4 separate regions of the Homo sapiens genome follow, and all the other regions are linked to region 3. A link is a contact called in ENCODE Hi-C or POLR2A ChIA-PET data. All regions are on one chromosome and are shown on one strand. The core of a region is the stretch at or near the end of the contact, and the rest is flanking DNA. Distances in the headings are between cores, read along the strand shown. Region 1 overlaps SLC22A5 (solute carrier family 22 member 5). Region 2 overlaps CARINH (colitis associated IRF1 antisense regulator of intestinal homeostasis). Region 3 has its middle 32 kb from the start of CSF2. Region 4 overlaps FNIP1 (folliculin interacting protein 1).

Evidence for each region. A loop is a pair of places that touch in the nucleus more often than their neighbours do. ChIA-PET counts read pairs that join two places held with the same protein, here RNA polymerase II (POLR2A). Pooled maps may share reads with other maps.
Region 1: a loop to region 3 is called in a pooled map, with 2.3 times the contacts of the local background. The contact joins two enhancer-like sites. A Hi-C loop is called at or near these places in 2 of 50 pooled maps. POLR2A ChIA-PET finds 5 or more read pairs at or near these places in 3 of 52 experiments (GM12878, HCT116 and activated CD4-positive, alpha-beta T cell).
Region 2: a loop to region 3 is called in a pooled map, with 3 times the contacts of the local background. The contact joins two enhancer-like sites. A Hi-C loop is called at or near these places in 1 of 168 maps with a recorded cell type or tissue (CD8-positive, alpha-beta T cell), 7 of 37 single-sample maps with no recorded cell type and 11 of 50 pooled maps.
Region 4: a loop to region 3 is called in a map of GM11168, with 3 times the contacts of the local background. The contact joins two enhancer-like sites. A Hi-C loop is called at or near these places in 1 of 168 maps with a recorded cell type or tissue (GM11168), 4 of 37 single-sample maps with no recorded cell type and 2 of 50 pooled maps.

The regions. Positions count from the first base shown.
Region 1 is chr5:132,387,352-132,390,258 of GRCh38, reverse strand. SLC22A5 (solute carrier family 22 member 5) reads right to left here. Exons shown (of 10, transcript NM_003060.4): 6 at 1,238-1,338. Among named protein-coding and RNA genes, the nearest start is that of MIR3936HG, 19 kb to the right of the region's middle. Within about 2 kb of position 1,644, at least 29 of the 41 ENCODE cell types and tissues checked have a DNase peak (open chromatin) inside an H3K27ac peak, as active enhancers do; they include HCT116, where a contact is called at or near this core.
Region 2 is chr5:132,434,315-132,439,798 of GRCh38, reverse strand. The region is part of intron 2 of CARINH (colitis associated IRF1 antisense regulator of intestinal homeostasis); the gene reads right to left. Among named protein-coding and RNA genes, the nearest start is that of LINC02863, 10 kb to the right of the region's middle. Within about 2 kb of position 2,023, at least 30 of the 41 ENCODE cell types and tissues checked have a DNase peak (open chromatin) inside an H3K27ac peak, as active enhancers do; they include CD8-positive, alpha-beta T cell, where a contact is called at or near this core.
Region 3 is chr5:132,102,451-132,108,684 of GRCh38, reverse strand. No RefSeq gene overlaps it. Among named protein-coding and RNA genes, the nearest start is that of CSF2, 32 kb to the right of the region's middle. RefSeq lists enhancers at 4,837-5,216, 4,995-5,289. Within about 2 kb of position 4,929, at least 30 of the 41 ENCODE cell types and tissues checked have a DNase peak (open chromatin) inside an H3K27ac peak, as active enhancers do; they include CD8-positive, alpha-beta T cell and HCT116, where a contact is called at or near this core.
Region 4 is chr5:131,670,022-131,676,093 of GRCh38, reverse strand. It overlaps FNIP1 (folliculin interacting protein 1), which reads left to right. Exons shown (of 18, transcript NM_133372.3): 14 at 3,170-4,589; 15 at 5,463-5,631. Among named protein-coding and RNA genes, the nearest start is that of RAPGEF6, 38 kb to the right of the region's middle. Within about 2 kb of position 3,718, at least 11 of the 41 ENCODE cell types and tissues checked have a DNase peak (open chromatin) inside an H3K27ac peak, as active enhancers do.

The DNA of each region.
Region 1 (2,907 bases), core at 395-2,894, 280 kb before region 3:
AAGGAACAACATTAGGTCAAACACTTGGAGAGAGACCCTCACACACTACCTGTGGTGACCAGTCAGGAAGAGGCTGGTCAGAGACAGCTGACACCAGCCCCGCGGTACTTGTGGAGCACAGAGGTGGCTCCCAATGGAGGGGCCACACTGCCTCTCATCAGGATGCCCTGCAGTACCCCTGACCTGGGCATCCCCAGTAGGCATTCTCTCTGTTGATGACCCACACTCTTTGACAAACCAGACCTTTATGGATTAGACTGTTTTGACTCATCTGCAGGTGGAACACACAGCTGGTACAATAAAAAGAGTATGTGCATGAGTCCCCAGGAAATCCAGAGCAGGGAGGAGAGCCTGGGTGAACACAAAAGTGGGTGACTCATCACAGGCTTGCATGTCTGTGGTGCAGGCTACATGCTGCTCCTGTCTTGAGGCCAACTCAGGGAATGGTGAACTGCCTGGAGGGATCCTGGGCCATTCCTTGGAAGCGGGTGACTCATAGCACTCCCTCAGTAGGCACAGTGGCTGACTGCCTCAAAGCTGGATGAGACTAGTAATAAGGACTCTGAGATGAAGTCCGCCCTCCTCGCCCATCTTCTCACCGCTAACCCACCAGGCTCCAGAAGTCGCCTAGAATCCCAGGGTTCGGCCGCTGAGCAAAAGCTAGCGATGTGCACTTGGACATGTTTCCTCTCCCTGGTAATTCACAAATCCCTTTCTGACATACTTTGCCTCATTAGTGGGAACCTGGTAAGGACATCTAGGCTATAGCCCTGACTCCAGGACCGTTTATGGACATCCCAGGAGGAGCACATCCCACTTCCACATTTCCAGAAAGTAACTGGCAGCCTCTGCAGCCTACAGGACATGGTGTCTTCACTCAGATCCTTCTTAAAAGCCCTACCTGGCCTCCTCAGCCACTGTCGGTAACTGGGTAGGAGACGGGAACTAAATGACCCAAATTGGGCAAGGATTCATCTTAAGATCTGGAGAGATTCCCCACAAGAGTCCATATTTCCCACAACAGCCTCCACAATTGTTTTCATTCTCCTTTTCTGAGGTTCCATCCCATTAAGAATTGTGACATGCCCATTTTTTCCATCTAACACAAGACATATCCTTTTCACTCTCTGATGACATAGGCTTTGAATTTTGTCTGAGGCATGTCTGTAAACAAGAGGCCCAATGGCCACTTCAAGAAGCTTTGTCTGGAAGCCTCAGGCAGGTCTCTTTTACATACCACAGCATTATGGACATGATGGTGACCATCCGGATATTCCAGGTTCGAAGCAGATCCAGAATGTTGTGGGACTGCTGCTTCTTGGAACTTAGGTCTTGTAACTGCAGGAACAACATCATAAGTGTATGGGAAGAAGAGGTGGTCAGAGACTCAGAGCACACAATAACATACTTGAATCCCTGGCATCTTAGCTGTCTGCATCTCAGCGTCGGGGAGTGTTACGTTTCTAAGAACAGTAAGTATACTGACTGTGTTTTAGGCTGTGAAAACTTCCCTAGGCCTTGTCAGTAACAAATCAGAGTGAATGAAAATGAGGAAAAGTAAGTGACCAGTCCCTCAAGGGTACAGGAAGACAGAGGCCCAGGCTGACAGCTTCCTCACTGCACCCCCACATATTCCTGTCGGTGGCCACATTCCAAGGAGGCCTCTAAGTATTCCTCCCGAAGCCTGGCTCCCTGCCCTCTGGGTCAGAGAGAGTACCTGGCTGTGTGGTTTATTGGTCTGATATTTTTTAAAAGTTAATGTTTTGAGTCCTTATACTATGTAGTTACTGGTGTGCTTCCAGGGAAAAAGAATTCAAATAGAAAAACAGGAAAATTGACCTGAGCTTCACCCAGAGTGACTTCCTATGAAATTCAGCACAGCCAAGGCCATTAATAAACCACACGTCTAAACACACTGATGTTGCTTTCTTAAGCAAACCCAGGTTTGGAGCTTGTTTTTCCAGAGTTAGAAGTTCAACAAAAGGTCAACTTTGGACTGAAAGTATCCCCTGAAATAGCCTCATTTCCTCAAAGATGCCAGTGGGGCTTATGCATTCACCCAGATTGACCCCTCACTTAAAAGCCCCCAAAACCACCTAACTTAAAAGCCCTCTGCCACACTCCTGCCTGACCTTTGCGCACAGGACCCCTTTCTGGTGCATGCTGACAGTGGCTGCTGGGCCACCACTCACTGGGAAGTCTGCAGGGCTGGCAGTGGCCATTGGCCTCCGCTGTCTACAATAACTGTTCCCTCTTTTCCAAGCCCAACCATGCCTGCCTCTCACACTTCAGCAGGGCTGCTTGTGGCTGTTCCCACACCCAACCCCTCATCTTCCAGTCAGACCACAGACACATTCCAGAACCCCACCAGGCAGCATTTACAGCTTCTAACCTCTCATAGTCACGAGACCAAGGAAAACTGCCTGCTACAGAGATGGTAGGAGAGGGAACGGGAAGGAAAAGCAAGAACCAGGAACTAGGTAGAGCCAAGAAATGAGTCATGGTGTGTGAGAACAGGGCTGACGGGAGGGGTGGGGTAGGGGGAAGAGGTGGACATCAAAAAGGACCTGACTCCAAGATGATATGCAATAATTAACCATTGGAGGGCAGAAAGAGACTAAACACTTTTTTTTTCTTTTTAATGAATAATTGCTAATACTCAAGAGATGAAATACTTCTAACTCCAAATCTATTTGTGCTTTACATTTTACGTTTGGGGTTAGCTTTGTAAGGTGACAAGCCACCTTAGGTATAAGAAACAATGATTTTCCCAAATGCTGACTTTATGAAAGGCCTATTACTCAAAAAGAGTATTTATTGTTAGAAGTAATGGTTAAAATATATGATTGCCTAGAAAGGAAGTAAAAAATGAAAATCTGAAACCCGTGGTGAAAAGAGTGAGGCAGC
Region 2 (5,484 bases), core at 774-3,273, 330 kb before region 3:
CCCTGCGCCTCTGTGCCAGAGCCTGCAAAGACAGCAGTGCTGACACTTGTCCAGCTGGCTCACAAAGGGGAAATTCTCCCCTCCTTGAGTCACCACATAGACAGGAGGAGCTTCAAATAACAAGCGCTCGACTCCAAACGATCCCTATGCTCATTTCACGATGCTGCATCACTTTCAAAATCCCCTGTGATGCTTGTGTATGAAGTCTAGATCCAGAAACTTTCCCCATGTTTTCCCCAGTTTGAGTAGAACAATACCCTGGGAGTCACAAGCTACATCATACAATTGACTTCCCTAAAAAAAAAAAAAAAAAAGAGATCTTGGACTCAAGGTTATGAGTTTGCAGTGTCCTTTGCAGGGTCTTTTAAATCCCCTAGTGGCATATGAAACTCTGGATGTTTGTGAATTTTCCTGGGGAAAGGGTCTATGTGTGCCATCAGATTCCGGAAGGGGTGTATGACCTCAAAAAAAGGTAAGACTCACTGGACCGAGTCCCCTTTAAGGATAGTTTGCAGTCCTCTTCTGCTGGGAGGTGATGGTAGTAGGCTTGCCAAGAGGACCTCAACCTACCAGATGGATGCGATCTGCCATCCACCTCCCCAGCATAAAGCCAGTTCATAAAGCCAGCTCCAGCATCTCTGGGGCAGTTTTCTTCCCATCCAGGGTCAAGCTCTTGGCGGCTTAGAGATGCAGTGTGCCAGTCCCAACACCATGGCTGTGTGTCACTGCAGATGAAGGCATACTTTTTTTCTAGGACGTGCAGTGACCCCACTTGGCAGCAGACACTCATTTCTGATATTTTTGTATGCCAAGTCTTGGGTAAAACAACTAAGTGATCTCTTAAGGACCCAGGTTCCTTTTTTGTCCCTGTTCCTTGCCCCTCACCACCACTTTTTCCATGTGCCACCCTCTCATAAGAACTCAGAAGCCCAGGGTGGAGTCAAAGGGGTCTTTTAAATCCCCTAGTGGCATATGAAATTCTGGATGTTTGTGAATTTTCCTGGGGAAAGGGTCTATGTGTGCCATTAGATTCTGGAAGGGGTGTGTGACCTCAAAAAAAGGTTAAGACCCACTGGACCGAGTCCTCTTTAAATGGAAGTGCATGGATCAGTTTGATAAAATTAATTTATAGTAATGAGCTATGTATCTTTAGCTAACTGCACTTCTAAAAAGACATCTGGGAAGGGAGAACGCTTAACTAAAATTATTATTATAATTATTATTTTTTGAGATGGAGTATTGCTCTTGTCGCCCCCAGGCTGGAGTGCAATGGCACGATCTCAGCTCACTGCAACCTCTGCCTCCCAGGTTCATGCAATTCTTGTGCCTCAGCCTCCTGAGTAGCTGGAATTAGAGGTGCCCACCACCATGCCCAGCTAATTTTTGTATTTTTAGTGGAGACAGGGTTTCACCATGTTGCCCAGGCTGGTCTTTAACTCCTGACCTCAAGTAATCTGCCCACCTCAGCCTCCCAAAGTGTTGGGATTATAGGCATGAGCCACTGCACCTGACCTAAAATTATATTTCTAATGACAAAACTGAGGTACAGCTCATAACTAAATAGGGGAGAATGACATTAAAGCCACTCCCATCACTAAAAAAGACCAATTTTTCTGGTCTAGATGGCTTTTTAGAGGCTCCTGGAGCAGGAACAAGGGGTTAGTGACTACGATGTGTCAAAAGAGACATAGGCATTTCTCAGATAAACCTCAGCTCTTCCGGCTTGAGAGAAGGAAACATTCCCAACATGACTTAGGGGCCCAAGGACCCTGTTTCCACCTCATATCAGATTGTCAAATGGGAAGGGTGTGCCTAGAGCACACACTCCCTCCTGAAAGGGCTGAGTCCCCAGAAGACCTATGTCTGCTCCATCCTGGGTCCCTGCTCTCTCCTGGAGACAAGATACAGCTGCCTGTATGAGTAGCAGTCTGGGGCCTCCTCCTCCCTCCCTCTGCCCCACCCCACTCCTCCCTGCCCGCCCCCATACACACTGGGTTCTTCCTCCCCTGCTCTCTCTCAAGAAGCCAGGCCCCTGCCCCCACTCACAGTCAGAAGGAAGTGATTCTGCAAGGCCTCCCAGGGACTCCCAGGACTGGCTCAAGGCATCAGACTGTTAAATAAGTGGGATTTTTTCAGTGTTTGTAGAAACTGTTGTTTAAAAAGATGTAACCATCCAAACTGTTTATGTAACCCTTGGGAAGTCTCAACAGATATGGTTCCCTATTTATAACTGTGGCCAGGACTTTAAAAATACAAGTGGAGGGGGACTGTCAAAATCAGAGAGGTTGTCACGTTACAGTTGTATGCTTGCATAACTGAATTCAGTATTTTGCTCTAATTTGAGAAGTTTCTTTTTATTCACTTTTCTCCTTTTCTGGTTTTCTCTTCCTTTGTTGTCCACTGCTGTGCACCATACACTCCTGACATTTTCTGAGAACATCAGAACTATTTCTCTGAAGTGGAGGTTCAAAATAGGGGTTTTTAGAATGACCAAATAATAATGAACACTAAAATTCATTTCAAAGCCTAGGACTAGTCTATTCATACTGATATTCCTAGTCTACAAGGGTAAACATAGCTGTCTTCTCGCCGCCAGCCCCTACACCTGCAGGGGCCTGCTCTGTCTCTGGGTTGTCCGCTCTGGAGGTAGGTGTCAGACCACCTGGTCTCACTTTCCTAGGTCCAATCTCTGGATCTATGGCAACAGAATCCACAGGTCCCTATTCCCATACAGGGGGAATGCAAAGTTGCTGGGGGACAATCACAGTGCAAAGCTGAGATCTGGGCTTCTTTCTAGAGCCATTCTGAGGTCTTCATCACTCACACTAACAATCCAACTAAAACCTGGCTCTTGTAGGAACACATCCTCTTCTTTATTAGGGAGGCTGTTCTCTGAGTTAACATAGTAGCAGTTTCGTTCACAGATCTTTCTGGCAAAAAAGAATCCGACGAGAGCTATGCCTCCACCAAAGGCACAGTTTGATAACACTTTGGGGAAGGATGGTTCATAGCTCCTGAAGAAGAAAGAGTCTGTGATAAGAACCTCTGGCCCACAGGCTTCTTCACACTACACAACTTCCAAAATCCCTAACCACTGCTAATAGCTAGGAGGAGGATAGTGACTGTTCCCAACACAAAGAGATGACAAACATTTGAGATGGTGGATATGCTAATTACCCTGATGTGATCACTATACATAATATGTATTGAAACATCATTATGTACCTTGTAAATATGTATAATCATTATAACACACAATATGAGGTCCCAGACAATGATAATACATAATAATTATACGTTTATGGGATACATAGTGATGTTTCAATATGTATAAATTGAAGTGGTGTGAATTATGTATAAATTTTAACTACATTAAAAATTACAGAAAAATAAATTTTAAAAAACAAAACAAAAAAAATTCTTAACTGCTGTCAAGCTAGCACTGACAACCGAAGCCTCAGCCCAGTACCTCCCTGCTTCCACCTGTGCTGACCACCCTAAGAGAGAAGGCAGAGGCACACAGCCCTTACATCTTGGTGGGGAAACCCTAGGGTTTCCTCTGAGGGCCTGACAGTTTGAAGGGATTGAAAATGAGTGGAGGGTGTGGCCACCTCAGCTCTAGCCTCCTTCTGCTGAGGGACAGTGGCCAAGGAACATCCTCATAGATCCAAAGGAAGGTGGAGAGTCCCTCTTTGTCCTCTCCACCCACCTCATCCCCACCACGCCCTGATGTCACTCCCTGCTGTACCCACCCCGGAAACCCTTAGCCACTTCCCACAGGTCCACTCCCAGGGAAGTTCTTTAATTGGTGGATGTGGGAAAGAGGAAGAGGAAAAATATCATTTCTACCTTCCCAATTCCCTGTATCCCATGAGCCTCCAGTCTGAAAATGATTACCCATCTGACCTGGAGCTCTCATCCTAGGTATCATAATGGCTCTTCTTTTACCCATAAGGAGAATGGGTAATGAAGAAATGCAAAATCCCAACTCATGAAAATGTGGTTGAAAAAGGGAAGACCCATAAAAGTTCTCATTTGTTGACCAGAGACAATAAAGTGATTACTTAAAAAAAAAAAAACCCACCTCTGGGGTCTTTCCAAATCATGGAGAAAAATAAAAACAGGGGAAGACATGCTCTAGTCTTAAAACTCCAATGTGGCCCCAGACTGGTGAGCCCCAACAACAGTAAATACCCACCCTCAGCAGCCTTCTGCCCACCTCACCCCACCAATACTAGGTCCCAGACAAGTCAACAAACACTTATTGACCATGTACTGTGTGCTTCCAACCATTCCGGGAGTTGGAATTCTGCAACCTCAAGGTGCTTTGCGAGGAGCAGGGAAACAGCTCAGTCAACATTTACTGTGTGCTGACGTTTTGCTAGGTTTAGAGGAGGCAAAAATCTGAGAAAAAAACAGCTAAGAATACTCCAATCTGGGAAGTACTAATATACACATAGCACCATAGGAGCAAGGAACAATTAATTCTACATGGTGAGGTCAACCAGAGAAGATGATTTTTAAGTTGGGCCTTGAAAGCACATTAGGATTTTGCTGGGTATAACTGGGAAGGAGTGGCATTCCAGGCAGAAAGAACTGAGTGAGCAAAGGTCAGGGTTGGGGTTGGTATGGGCAGTTGGTTGTATGTGATACGGCGTGTAGTCAGGCCAGTGTTGCCAGAACACGGGGTCAGAGAGCAAGAGCAAAGGAGGTAAGGCTAAAAGGCAGGCTGCAGTTTATGGCAGCCACGAACACATGCCATTCAAAGGACCTGTTGCATGGAGTGCAGACAGCTGACAGGCTGCAGCCTCGGATCCACACCATTCAAGTCAGACCATGTTGCCTCCTGGGTGGCCCCCAGCCAATGACAGAACATGGCAGGGTTGCTCGGGCCTGTCCATTTCTGCCCAAAGTGCGACTCTTCTCCTGGGCAATCTTTGGCTGGAACTCCCCACTGGGCTCGTTGAGACACTCTTACAGCCGCATCACAGTCTGATGCTCTTTCAACAGAATTATCCTTCCCTCTCTTGCGTCCCAGAGTTAGATCTGGACTGCAGTCTGAAAGCTGTCTTTTCTCTCCGTACTTCTGCTCCTTTCTCCTTTATCTTTCATAGGCATTAGCTCTTCTTACCCCCAATAAATCTTCTGCACTTTTCATTCTGTTTTGGTGTCTGCTTCCCAGAGGACTCCAACTGAGAAGGAGCTTAGATGAATGTTTGGGTTTTGCTGACAGTGAGGAGCCACTGAGGTATTTTAAACAGGGCAAGCCATGGTCAGATCTGAGTTTCATAAAAGCAATTCTAGCACTAGGGTGAAGAGCCGGGGGGTGGGGAGACAGGGAAGCAACAGGCAATGAAAAGACCATTTAAAAGGACACTGCACTGATTGGTACAAGGTTTCAACAAGGGGCAACTGGAAGTATATACAACTTACTATGTATATACCCTTTAACTCAACAGTCTCAATTGTAGAAATCTATTTTAT
Region 3 (6,234 bases), core at 3,680-6,179:
TCTGTTCATATCCTTCGCCCACTTTTTGATGGGTTTTTTTTCTTGTAAATTTGAGTTCATTGTAGATTCTGGATATTAGCCCTTTGTCAGATGAATAGATTGCAAAAATTTTCTCCCATTCTGTAGGTTGCCTGTTCACTCTGATGGTAGTTTCTTTTGCTGTGCAGAAGCTCTTTAGTTTAATTAGATCCCATTTGTCAATTTTGGCTTTTGTTGCCATTGCTTTTGGTGTTTTAGACATGAAGTCCTTGCCCATGTCTATGTCCTGAATGGTATTGCCTAGGTTTTCTTCTAGGGTTTTTATGGTTTCAGGTCTAACATGTAAGTCTTTAATCCATCTTGAATTAATTTTTGTATAAGGTGTAAGGAAGGGATCCAGTTTCAGCTTTCTACATATGGCTAGCCAGTTTTCCCAGCACCATTTATTAAATAGGGAATCGTTTCCCCATTTCTTGTTTTTGTCAGGTTTGTCAAAGATCAGGTCGTTGTAGATATGCGGCATTATTTCTGAGGGCTCTGTTCGGTTCCATTGGTCTATATCTCTGTTTTGGTACCAGTACCATGCTGTTTTGGTTACTGTAGCCTTGTAGTATAGTTAGAAGTGAGGTAGCATGATGCTCCAGCTTTGTTTTTTTGGCTTAGGATTGACTCTGCAATGTGGGCTCTTTTTTGGTTCCATATGAACTTGAAAGTAGTTTTTTCCAATTCTGTGAAGAAAGTCATTGGTAGCTTGATGGGGATGGCATTGAATCTATAAATTACCTTGGGCAGTATGGCCATTTTCATGATATTGGTTCTTCCTACCCATGAGCATGGAATGTTCTTCCGTTTGTTTGTATCCTCTTTTATTTCATTGAGCAGTGGTTAGTAGTTCTCCTTGAAGAGGTCCTTCATGTCCCTTGTAAGTTGGATTCCTAGGTATTTTATTCTCTTTGAAGCAATTGTGAATGGGAGTTCACTCATTGTTTGGCTCTCTGTTTGTGTGTTATTGGTGTATAAGAATGCTTGTGATTTTTGTACATTGATTTTGTATCCTGAGACTTTGCTGAAGTTGCTTATCAGCTTAAGGAGATTTTGGGCTGAGACAATGGGGTTTTCTAGATATACAATCATGTCACCTGCAAACAGGGACAATTTCACTTCCTCTTTTCCTAAATGAATACCCTTTATTTCCTTCTCCTGCCTGATTGCCCTGGCCAGAACTTCCAACACTATGTTGAATAGGAGTGGTGAGAGAGGGCATCCCTGTCTTGTGCCAGTTTTCAAAGGGAATGCTTCCAGTTTTTGCCCATTCAGTATGATATTAGCTGTGGGTTTGTCATAGATAGCTCTTATTATTTTGAGATATGTCCCATCAATACCTAATTTATTGAGAGTTTTTAGCATGAAGGGTTGTTGAATTTTGTCAAAGGCCTTTTCTGCATCTGTTGAGATAATCATATTGTTTTTGTCATTGGTTCTGTTTATATGCTGGATTACATTTATTGATTTTCATATGTTGAACCAGCCTTGCATCCTAGGGATGAAGCCCACTTGATCATGGTGGATAAGCTTTTTGATGTGCTACTGGATTTGATTTGCCAGTATTTTATTGAGGATTTTTGCATCGATGTTCATCAGGGATATTGGTCTAAAATTCTCTTTTTTTGTTGTGTCTCTGCCCGGCTTTGGTATCAGGATGATTCTGGTCTCATAAAATGAGTTAGGGAGGATTCCCTCTTTTTCTATTGATTGGAATAGTTTCAGAAGGAATGGTACCAGCTCCTCCTTGTACCTCTGGTGGAATTCGGCTGTGAATCCATCTGGTCCTGGACTTTTTTTGTTTGGTAAGCTATTAATTACTGCCTCAATTTCAGAGCCTGTTATTGGTCTATTCAGAGATTCAGCTTCTTCCTGGTTTAGTCTTGGGAGAGTTTATGTGTCGAGGAATTTATCCATTTCTTCCAGATTTTCTAGTTTATTTGCATAGAGGTGTTTATAGTATTCTCTCTCTCTTTTTTTTTTTTTTTTTTTTTTGAGACAGAGTCTCACTCTGTCACCCAGGCTGTAGAGCAGTGGTGCAATCTTGGCTCGTTGAAACCTCCACCTCCCAGGTTCAAGCAATTCTTGTGCCTCAGCCTCTGGAGTAGCTGAGATTACAGGCACACACTCCCATGCCCGGATAATTTTTTTTTTTTTTTTTTTTTTTAAGTAGAGATGGGGTTTCACCATGTTGGCCAGGCTGATCTCGAACTCCTGATCTCAAGTGATCTGCCTGTCTCCCAAAGTGCTGGGATTACAAGCATGAGCCACTGCGCCTGGCCGGTTTCTGGTATAATTCTTGATCTTATTAAGGATGCTTCCTAGTAGTCCTAGTAGACAAAGAATTTTTCTCATAAACGGATGTTTCTGTTGAGATGATCATCTTTAGATTAACCAATTATTGTGGAGAAGTACATTGGTAGATTTTCCATAATCAAATTTGCATTCCTGGGAATGACCCTGCTTGATCATGATCTGTTATTCTTTTAATTCAATTTGGTAATGTCTTATTCCTACTGAGTTCTACCTCAGTAAAAATTTTCACCAAAACTGTGCCTAGCCTCCAGGCTGGGTGGCATGTTCCTTCTCTATGCACCGAGAGCACCATGTCTGTCTTTTTCTAATACCTCTCTAGTTTTGTACTTACAATCTGGTATTATAATTACATGTCTCCCTCAGTGGAATATGCCATTGTTGAGAGACAGACTTTTGTCTTCTTCCTAATTGTATCCTCAGTGCCCAGATAAGGCCTGATTTAAAGCAGGCCTTTGGAAAATATGTCTAGTCTGTGCGAAAATGCTTACCATTCCCCTGACAGGGACAAGTGCCAAGTCCCCATACTAGTTTAGCTTTGTGGGCAGAGCCCTGGCCTTGTTGGTCCAGCTTATCATGCAGACAAGAGCCATGTCAATACTGGTGGACCCCGCTTGCTGTGGGAGCTGGAGAGCCAGATATGCTCACAGCTCCTTCTCAGTTACACCTAAGCTGCCTGTGGGGAGCTCAGGACTCTGCATGCGCCTCCACATCTTCAGGCCGAAGATTCTCCATCACTTCCAAGAAAGCACGCTCAAATGTGAAAGCAGATAAATCATTAGCACCCTGTGCTGGGGCTTGTTACTGTTCAACAGGGGTTCTCTTTCTGGGAACCTAAGATACTTCATGTGTACCTTAGCAGCAGCTAATGGGGGTGGATGGAAGTGGTCACCAGGCATTCCAGTCACCCAGGGATGCCTAGGTCCCTTTACCAGGAAGCAGCGAGAGAGGCATAATGGACACAACTCTGTCTTTCTTATAGAAGACACCTGTTTCAGGCCAGGCCTTTATCTTGCTGAAGCTGACCCCACTGAAGGGTCATTGTGCTTTGGTTAGAAAACCACTGCAACCAAAGCCATCCAGTGACAAAGTAGTGGGATCCCTCATACTGGAGCAGGCAGACACCTACTGTCCCAGTAGTCTCATGTCAGAAACAACACTCAACATACATTGTCTTTTGTGCCCAGCTTGGGAGCTGGTCTGTGAGGACTGAGGGATCCCAGGTACCTTGAGTTCTTGTAACCATACAGTGGATGGACACAGACACAGCACCATCCTAGGGCTGGCAGATACTCCATGCTCATCGGTGCCAGCCTGCTCATCAACAGAATCACCCACCTCCATTCTGTCACCCACCAGGTATTTACTGAGACTCTTCTACATGACATGTGCCATTGAGGGTACTGGGAGAATAGCAGCAGACCTATAATACAAAAGCCCCTGCCCTTGAGGGGGGCTACCTGGTTTCCAGGTGCACCCCCAGTTTATCTCATGGTTTAGGTGGCACTATTTATGACTCACCAAGTTTGTGACAGATGATCAGTGTCTTCCTTCTGTGGCTGCAGTTTATCTGTGCACAGATGCTGGCATCCTTCAATCCAGGTCTCAGGTTTGGGTCAGGGCTTAGCTTGAGGCAGTAGGAAGAACAGAGCTCTCTGGATGGTTTAGGCAAGCTTGTCCAACCCATGACTCACAGGCTGTATACTACCCATGACAGCTTTGAATGTGACCCAACATAAATTGGTAAACTTTCCTAAAACATTATGAGATTTTTTGCTTTCTTTTTTTTTTTTTTTTTTTTTTTTTTGCTCATCAGCTATTGTTAGTGTTAGTGAATTTTATGTGTGGCCCAAGACAATTCTTCTTCCAAAGTGGCCCAGGGAAACCAAAAGATTGGACATCTCTGGTTTAGAGATTCAGTTGGTTTCTTCAACTTCAGTTCTTGGTGTACAGGGATGGCCTCTGACTTGCTCCACATCCTCAATCCGGCCACCACCTGGTTTTCTGCACACAGGAAACACTTGGCAATGTTGGCTGAAACAATGAGTGAGAGCCAAGTGCCAAGTGCTGGGCTAACCTCGCTCACAGCCAATTAGGCATAAAGTAACCAGGGCTGTAAGAGAAGTGGAAACAGAGATGCAGATGCTCCAAGGAGGCCAGACACTTGCCCTCCTCTCTTGGTGAGTCCTGTGCTCAGAAGGGGCACAACGGAGACGTGCTTGGGCTGTCCATACGGCAGTCTCTCTGCGGCAGTGGAGAAAGCTCTGGTCTGTGTGTATAGTGTGCATGCAGGGGAGTGTGCATATGTGTGTATATTTGCCTACATGCACATGCATGTTCACATTGGCTCTGGTCCCCACAACAACACCATTATAGGGCCCTGCTTAGCCATCCTTTCTGCAGTGGGTGGGGGGGGTGGGGAAAGGGGTTCCTGACTGCTGTGTCACTTTTGGATAGTCACTGTTTTTTGTGTGCAGCACTCCTACCTCACCTACCCCACCCCTAGAGGCAGGCAGGGTGATGACTGAAGCATCAGGCCTGTGGTTTCTGTAACAGGAAGTGATTTAGATGCTGAAAGCTAATTTTAGATGAAATGATATGGGGTTTTTAAAGAATCTTTCAGGGTTGGTTTCAGGCTCAAGGCTTAGCCCCCTGCTCCTCTTGCCTACAGGGGACAGGCAGTTTCCCATTGTCCTTGTCACTGTCTTGCTGGGTGAACTCATGCCTAGCTGGGCAGGGTTCTTAGGTAGAAAGCCAGTGCTGATTTTTCCTGGATTTCAGAATGTTTAAGTCATTGTTTTTGGCCTTGAACACCAGAGTCCTGTGACTCAGCACAGGCCTGGCTCTAGGCCAAGCAGACACAGGACCTCTTATCCCTGGAAGGGGACTGCCTGGAGGCTCCCAAGGATCTTGTTAGGACAGAGATGTCCACCCTCACCCAGGCTGAGGCCTGGGCCAGAGGTCAGATGAGGCTTCTGGGCCAAAAAAAGTATCATCTTGGGTGGCAGACACTTAGGTGGGGCCTCTTCTCCCAGTTAGCCCTGTCCTGAGCCTCTTAGCAGGGGCGGCTTTCTGACCCAGGTGCCACACTAAGGATCCCATCCTGATTGAGCCCTGTAGATTGGGACTCCTGATAGCAGCAGACACAAAAGAAACTGAGGAGTAGGCACAGAACTCTGAGAGTCCTGTCCTCCTGGTGTCGGGGTCCCACTGGTTGGGGACCTTGGAGCCTCGTGGTTTCTGTCTCTGCCAAGGCCTGAGCACAGGAAATAGAAGGTTGGGCCTCCCTGGTCACCTCTGCAAGGGTCTTCAAAGCCCATTTTAATCTGTTGTCCCATTCCCTAGGTCTTCCACAGCACCCCATACCAGAGAATGCTGCTCCCATTATCAGAGAAGCAGCCAAATATCAGCATGCTAAGAGAGATGTCCCAGGGTTACATAGCTTCACTCAGGCAGCATTGGAGCCAGCCAGGCCAGGAGCTTACCCTGTCCCATACTACCGATGGGATGCCCAGCATTCAGGGAAAAGAGCTCACTCTGCATATCTCATCTAGACAGCAGCCAGCCTCATGAACCCCTACCACAAACCTGGGACCTCTGGAAAGCCAAGTATAAGTCTCTGCCAGTTCTTAGTCCACCCTTGTTCTGCTTTGTGGTGAGGTATAGCTTGGGAGATGAGGCGAGGCCTATAGGTCTTGGTTGGTACACAAGAAGAAACACTTCTGCCTAGAGAGGCTGTCGACAGACATTTCCAGGGACACACAGCAGACAGCCTTCATGGCCTTCATGACCAGTCGGTCCCTTGTGGAAGACAAGTAGGACAGGACAGATGATTAGCCCAGAGCCAAAACTGAGCTCAAACCGCAGAAGAGGAGAGCATTCTCACAAAAGCTCCAGTGT
Region 4 (6,072 bases), core at 2,469-4,968, 430 kb after region 3:
GCCGAGATCATGCCACTGCACTCCATCCTGGGCAACAGTGCAAGACTCTGTCTCAAAAAAAAAAAAAATTAGCTGGGCGTGGTGGCAGGCGCCTATAATCCCAGCCACTTAGGAGGCTGAGGCAGGAGAATCCCTTGAACCTGGAGGCAGAGGTTGCAATGAGCCGAGATCATGCCACTGCACCGTAGCCTGGGTGACAGAGCGAGAATCTGTCTCAAAAAAATAAAGCAATTTGATAAGTTTCGCATATATGCCTCTGAAACCATCACCACAATCAAAATGGTAATCATATTGCATCACTTACAAAAGTTTCCTTATGCCTTTTTGTAATCTCTTCCTCCTCCTCCTCCTCCCCATCTCCTTCTCCCCAACTTCTCTGTTCCTCTTCCACCATCCCTAGGCAGCCACTGGCCTACTTTCTGTCATGGTAGATTACTTGCATTTTCTAGAGTTTTATATGAATGGAATCATGCAGTATATACTTTCTTTGATCTCATTCATTCAATATAATTCAGATTCACCTATTTTGTATGTATTAATGGTTCATTCCTTTTTAATGCTGAGTAGTATTCCATTGCATGGACCTTTTTAAAATCAAATTATTAGTAGTATTTTTTAAATTGGGACATTTAAATCCTTTTTTAATTCTACAATCATTTGTTGACTGTCTAGGCTCTGTTTAAAAAGCACAGAGGCTGTAAAGATGAATGATTTGGAAATTGCCCTCAAGAAGTCGACAGTCTAAGACTGTAGGTAATATATATGCAGACAACAATGATAATTCAAGGAGGAACTATAAGAGAAATGAAAAGTTTAGTGAGAGTTCAACAGGGGAGCCTACTTTTGTCCAAGTGAGGATGCTTAGGTGGGAAGCTATGGACTGGCAGAGATATTGAGGAAAGGGACAGGACATCACATGAGTAAAGAGTCTAGGTGTTAAAAGTGCAGAGCATATTCAGTGGTCCAGTTTAACTGGGGCTTTGTGCGAATAAGGATGATTTCTTCTTCTGACTGCCAAGAAGGAGGATAAGTATAAGAAAATAAAGCTGGAAAAGTAAAGTGGGAATCATGAAAGACTCACTTGCCATGCCAAAGCAATTTCAACTTACTTGGTAATTTGTGGGAATTATGGGAGTAGTTTAGAACAGTGGCATGGTGATATTTGAGCCAGTGTGTTAGCCAGAAGAGAAAATTTATCATAATAGTATCTATAGCTTATATTTATTTGAGACCTATTTATATTTGTTCCTTTAAAAAGTGTGAGGGCTTTGTAAAGTAAAAATAGAGGATTTTAAATGTGTATACTGACAACTTCAAAAATTGAATTAAGTTGAAATTAATGGCTTTGTATTCTCCTTTTTTTTTCTTTCTTTCTTGAGACAGGGTCTCACGCTATTGCACAGGCTGGAGTGTGGTGGTGCGATCACAGCTCACTGCAGCCTCAACTTCCTGGGCTCAGGTGATTCTTCCGCCTCAGCCTCTCAGGTAGCTGGGATTACAGGTGCGCGCCACCATGCCCAGCTAATTTTCTGTATTTTTTTGTAGAGACAAGGGTTTCGCCATGTTGCCCAGGCTGGTCTTGAACTCCTGGGCTCAAGTGATCAGCCTGCTTCCACCTCCCCAAATGCTGGGATTACATGTGTAAGCCACCATGCCCAGCCCTATTCTCCATAGTTTTGGCACTGAAATTACTGGTTTAATTTGAAGTATAGCATAAATATAGAAATGCTAATTTCTAGTCCTGCCCCCCTCACCTCCCCTGCTTTTAACATAATGGCTAGTCATGTTTAGAATGGATTCAAAAGTGAAAATGAACTGCATGGCTGAACTTGTTGCCCTTTCTTTTCCTTTTAGTAAGGATGAGTCTCTCTCTTCCTGCCCTTTCTGGCCTATCCTGAGTACCCAACCCTCTAGGGAATGGAAGGGGAAAATAGGCTTTTACAAACATGGGAGCTGGTGGGGTGGGGTGCTGGCTAGAGGAACAACAGTTAAAGTTCAGAGATATGACTTACTTTTTTATTTTATTTCTTTTTATTTTTTATTATTTTTATTTTTTTGAGACGGAGTCTTGCTCTTGTTGCCCAGGCTGGAGTGCAGTGGTGTCATCTCGGCTCAGTGCACCCTCTGCCTCCTGGGTTCAAGTAATTCTCCAGCCTCAGCCTCCCAAGTAGCTGGGACTACAGGTGCCCACGACACCACCTGGCTAGTTTTTGTATTTTTAGTAGGTACAGGGTTTTACCATCTTGGCCAGGCTGGTCTTGAACTCCTGGTCTCAAGTGATCCACCCATCTCGGCCTCTCAGAGTGCTGGAATTACAAGCGTGAGCCACTGTGCCCGGCCCCAGAGATATGATTTAAATCAGGAATGGTTAAGTGTGTGGTGTGACGACTATAGCTTTGCTCCATTTTACCACTACTCCTTTCCTCTCCTTGCAAGCCAGTGGATATTGTGCTTTGTCTTTTCTTGATTGGACACAGCTACAGAATCCTTGTGTACATAGTACTTCAGGCAGTACTTCTCTAACAAGGTAAAAATGCTCTGCATGGAGCCTGGGTTAGAGAATATTCTTGGGATATGTGAGTTTCAGAACTGACTCTTTGCTTGAGGTTTCTGAACCATAGCATTTGTTTAAAGAGGAAACCAGAAAACCCTTAAATTCACCTTTCTCTCTGGTTAAGATTATTCATCTCATCTTCCTCCCTTGAATAGTCACTCATCTGTTAAAGAACTAAGAGTGAGGCCAGGCATGGTGGCTCACGCCTGTAATCCCAGCACTTTGGGAGGCCAGGGCCAGTGGATTGCTTGAGCCCAGGAGCTCAAGACCACCCTAGGAAACATGGCAAAACTCTGTCTCTACAAAAAAAAAAAAATACAAAAAATTAGCCAGGCATGGTGGCACGCGCTTATAGTCCCAGCTACTCAGGAGGCTGAGGTAGCAGGATCACCTGAGCCTAGGAGGCTGAGGCTGCAGTGAACCATGATTGTACCACTGCACTCCAGCCAGGATTACAGTGTGAGACCCTGTCTCAAAAAAAAAAAAAACAAAAAAACGAGTAAAACCTAAACTATTACTCATACAGTAAAAGAAGTAGGTTTCTGATCATTAAAAATAGCTTACTTAGCTGTGTCAGTAAAGGACATGTCCAATAACTGATTTTTTCCATTACAGGAGACTTGTATGGCGCTATTGGCTCTCCCGTACGGTTAGCAAGGACTGTGGTAGTTGGCAAACGACAAGACATGGTCCAGAGGCTACTTTATTTTCTTACTTATTTTATAAGATGCTCTGAACTTCAAGAAACGCATCTTTTAGAAAATGGAGAAGATGAAGCCATCGTTATGCCAGGCACAGTAATTACTACCACTTTAGAGAAAGGTGAAATAGAAGAATCAGAGTATGTCCTTGTCACAATGCATAGAAACAAAAGCAGTTTGCTCTTTAAAGAGTCAGAAGAAATTAGAACTCCCAATTGTAACTGTAAATATTGCAGTCATCCACTCCTTGGGCAAAATGTAGAGAACATTTCACAACAAGAGAGAGAAGATATTCAAAACAGCTCTAAGGAGCTGCTAGGAATTTCAGATGAGTGCCAGATGATTTCTCCTTCTGACTGCCAAGAAGAAAATGCTGTTGATGTTAAACAGTACAGAGATAAATTAAGAACTTGCTTTGACGCCAAGTTAGAGACAGTTGTTTGCACAGGATCTGTTCCAGTAGACAAATGTGCATTGTCAGAGTCAGGCTTAGAGTCAACAGAGGAAACATGGCAGAGTGAGAAGTTGCTGGATTCAGACAGTCACACAGGCAAAGCAATGAGATCCACAGGAATGGTTGTGGAAAAAAAACCTCCAGATAAGATTGTGCCTGCTTCATTTTCTTGTGAGGCTGCCCAGACAAAGGTTACTTTCCTGATTGGGGATTCTATGTCACCTGATTCAGATACTGAGCTTCGAAGTCAGGCAGTGGTGGATCAGATTACCAGACATCACACCAAACCATTGAAGGAAGAAAGAGGGGCTATTGATCAGCATCAAGAAACTAAACAAACAACCAAGGACCAATCTGGAGAGTCTGATACACAGAACATGGTTTCTGAAGAGCCCTGTGAACTTCCCTGTTGGAATCATTCAGACCCAGAAAGCATGAGCTTATTCGACGAATATTTTAATGATGATTCAATCGAAACCAGGACTATTGATGATGTTCCATTTAAAACAAGTACAGATAGTAAAGACCATTGCTGTATGTTAGAGTTTTCAAAAATATTGTGTACAAAAAATAACAAGCAGAACAATGAATTTTGTAAATGTATAGAAACAGTTCCCCAAGATTCATGTAAAACCTGCTTTCCTCAGCAGGACCAAAGAGATACACTCTCCATTCTTGTCCCCCATGGGGATAAAGAGAGTTCAGATAAAAAAATTGCTGTAGGAACTGAATGGGACATTCCAAGAAATGAAAGTTCAGACAGTGCCCTTGGGGATAGTGAAAGTGAAGATACAGGTCATGATATGACTAGACAAGTTAGCAGTTATTATGGAGGAGAGCAAGAAGATTGGGCAGAAGAGGATGAGATACCTTTTCCTGGGTAAGTAGGAAGTTTTCACCTATAATGGGCCCTATATAAATATGTACCATTCTCTTTTTTAGCTGTTCTCTGAAGGTTAGTATAAAAGAGATCATTGTTCTGGATAGCTCTCTTGTTTTCATATTCTCTTAACTCATAAGAAGGAGTAAAGGCTAAGCTCCAGAAACACCCTGGAAAGGTTTTATGAAGACCTCAAATAAAAGTTAAAGGATCTGGTTGATAAGTATAAGATTTCTTACTGCTTAGAAGGTTTCAAGCCATTTAGGAGTGACTTATGCCCCCCAAAGGACATATGCTGAGCCTGGCAGTTAGGGAGCACTAATCCCTGAGATGTTAGAATAGCTGTTAGAAATAGATTTGGCCAAGACTAAGAGGAAAACAGAGAATGTATACTTTGGGTCAAGTATGCAAGGAGAATATTCATGCTTGAGAAACATTACATACCTAGCTTTGGACTTGTGAGGCATTTAATTGTTTTGTTTTAGATGATTGTTTTCATAATCTGATTGTATTAAGAATGTGCTACAAACACAAGGTACAATTCTCTTAAAGTCTCTTAGGAAAGATTGATCCTCACTTCATTACTCAGTTGCTCATCAGACCTTCTTCTCTGAATAAGAAGGAGTATTTTATTTTCTGATAGAGCACTTGAGCCAGTTTTTAAATAACGATGATTTTACTCTTGATTTTACTATTATTACCATTTTACTCTTAATTTTTACGATTGTTACCATTATATAAGGATGATTTTACACTTGATTTTAATACAGACTAGTGTAAAATATGGACAAGTAGAATTCACTTTTTTTTTTTTTTACTGGTTAAATATATTTATTACTAAATAAATGTCTTTTGGGGGCATTTTTCTTCCAGGTCAAAGTTAATCGAAGTGAGTGCTGTTCAGCCCAACATTGCCAACTTCGGGAGGTCCTTGCTGGGTGGCTACTGCTCATCTTATGTGCCTGACTTTGTTCTTCAAGGAATTGGGAGTGATGAGAGGTTCCGTCAGTGTCTGATGTCAGATTTATCTCATGCTGTGCAGGTGAGTGACCTTCACTGTTTTTGAGTTTATTTAGAAGAAACTCTGTTAAGCAGCAGAACCCAAAATTGCCTTATATTTTTGGTCATACTTTTTACAACACAATCATTGTTCTCTGAATCCATCATTTTATATTCAGTGCCCGTATCTTTGTATCTGTCACTGTGAAAGCAAATAAAGTTCCAGAAATCTATCCACATGGATATCTGAAATACAGAAAGTACTTTATGTATTCATGGATGTCCATCAACTAGGTTATTTATAGTATCAAAAATTTGCAAGTGCTTAAGTTTGAATGGAATTATTTTCTTAATTTCCTTTTCAGATTACTCATTGCTTACATATAGAAGTGGGGTTGGCTTTTGTGTATTGATCTTATATCCTTTGGTCTTTCTGAAACTCTTATTAGTCTATTCATTTTTCTGTATAGGTTCCCTAAGGTTT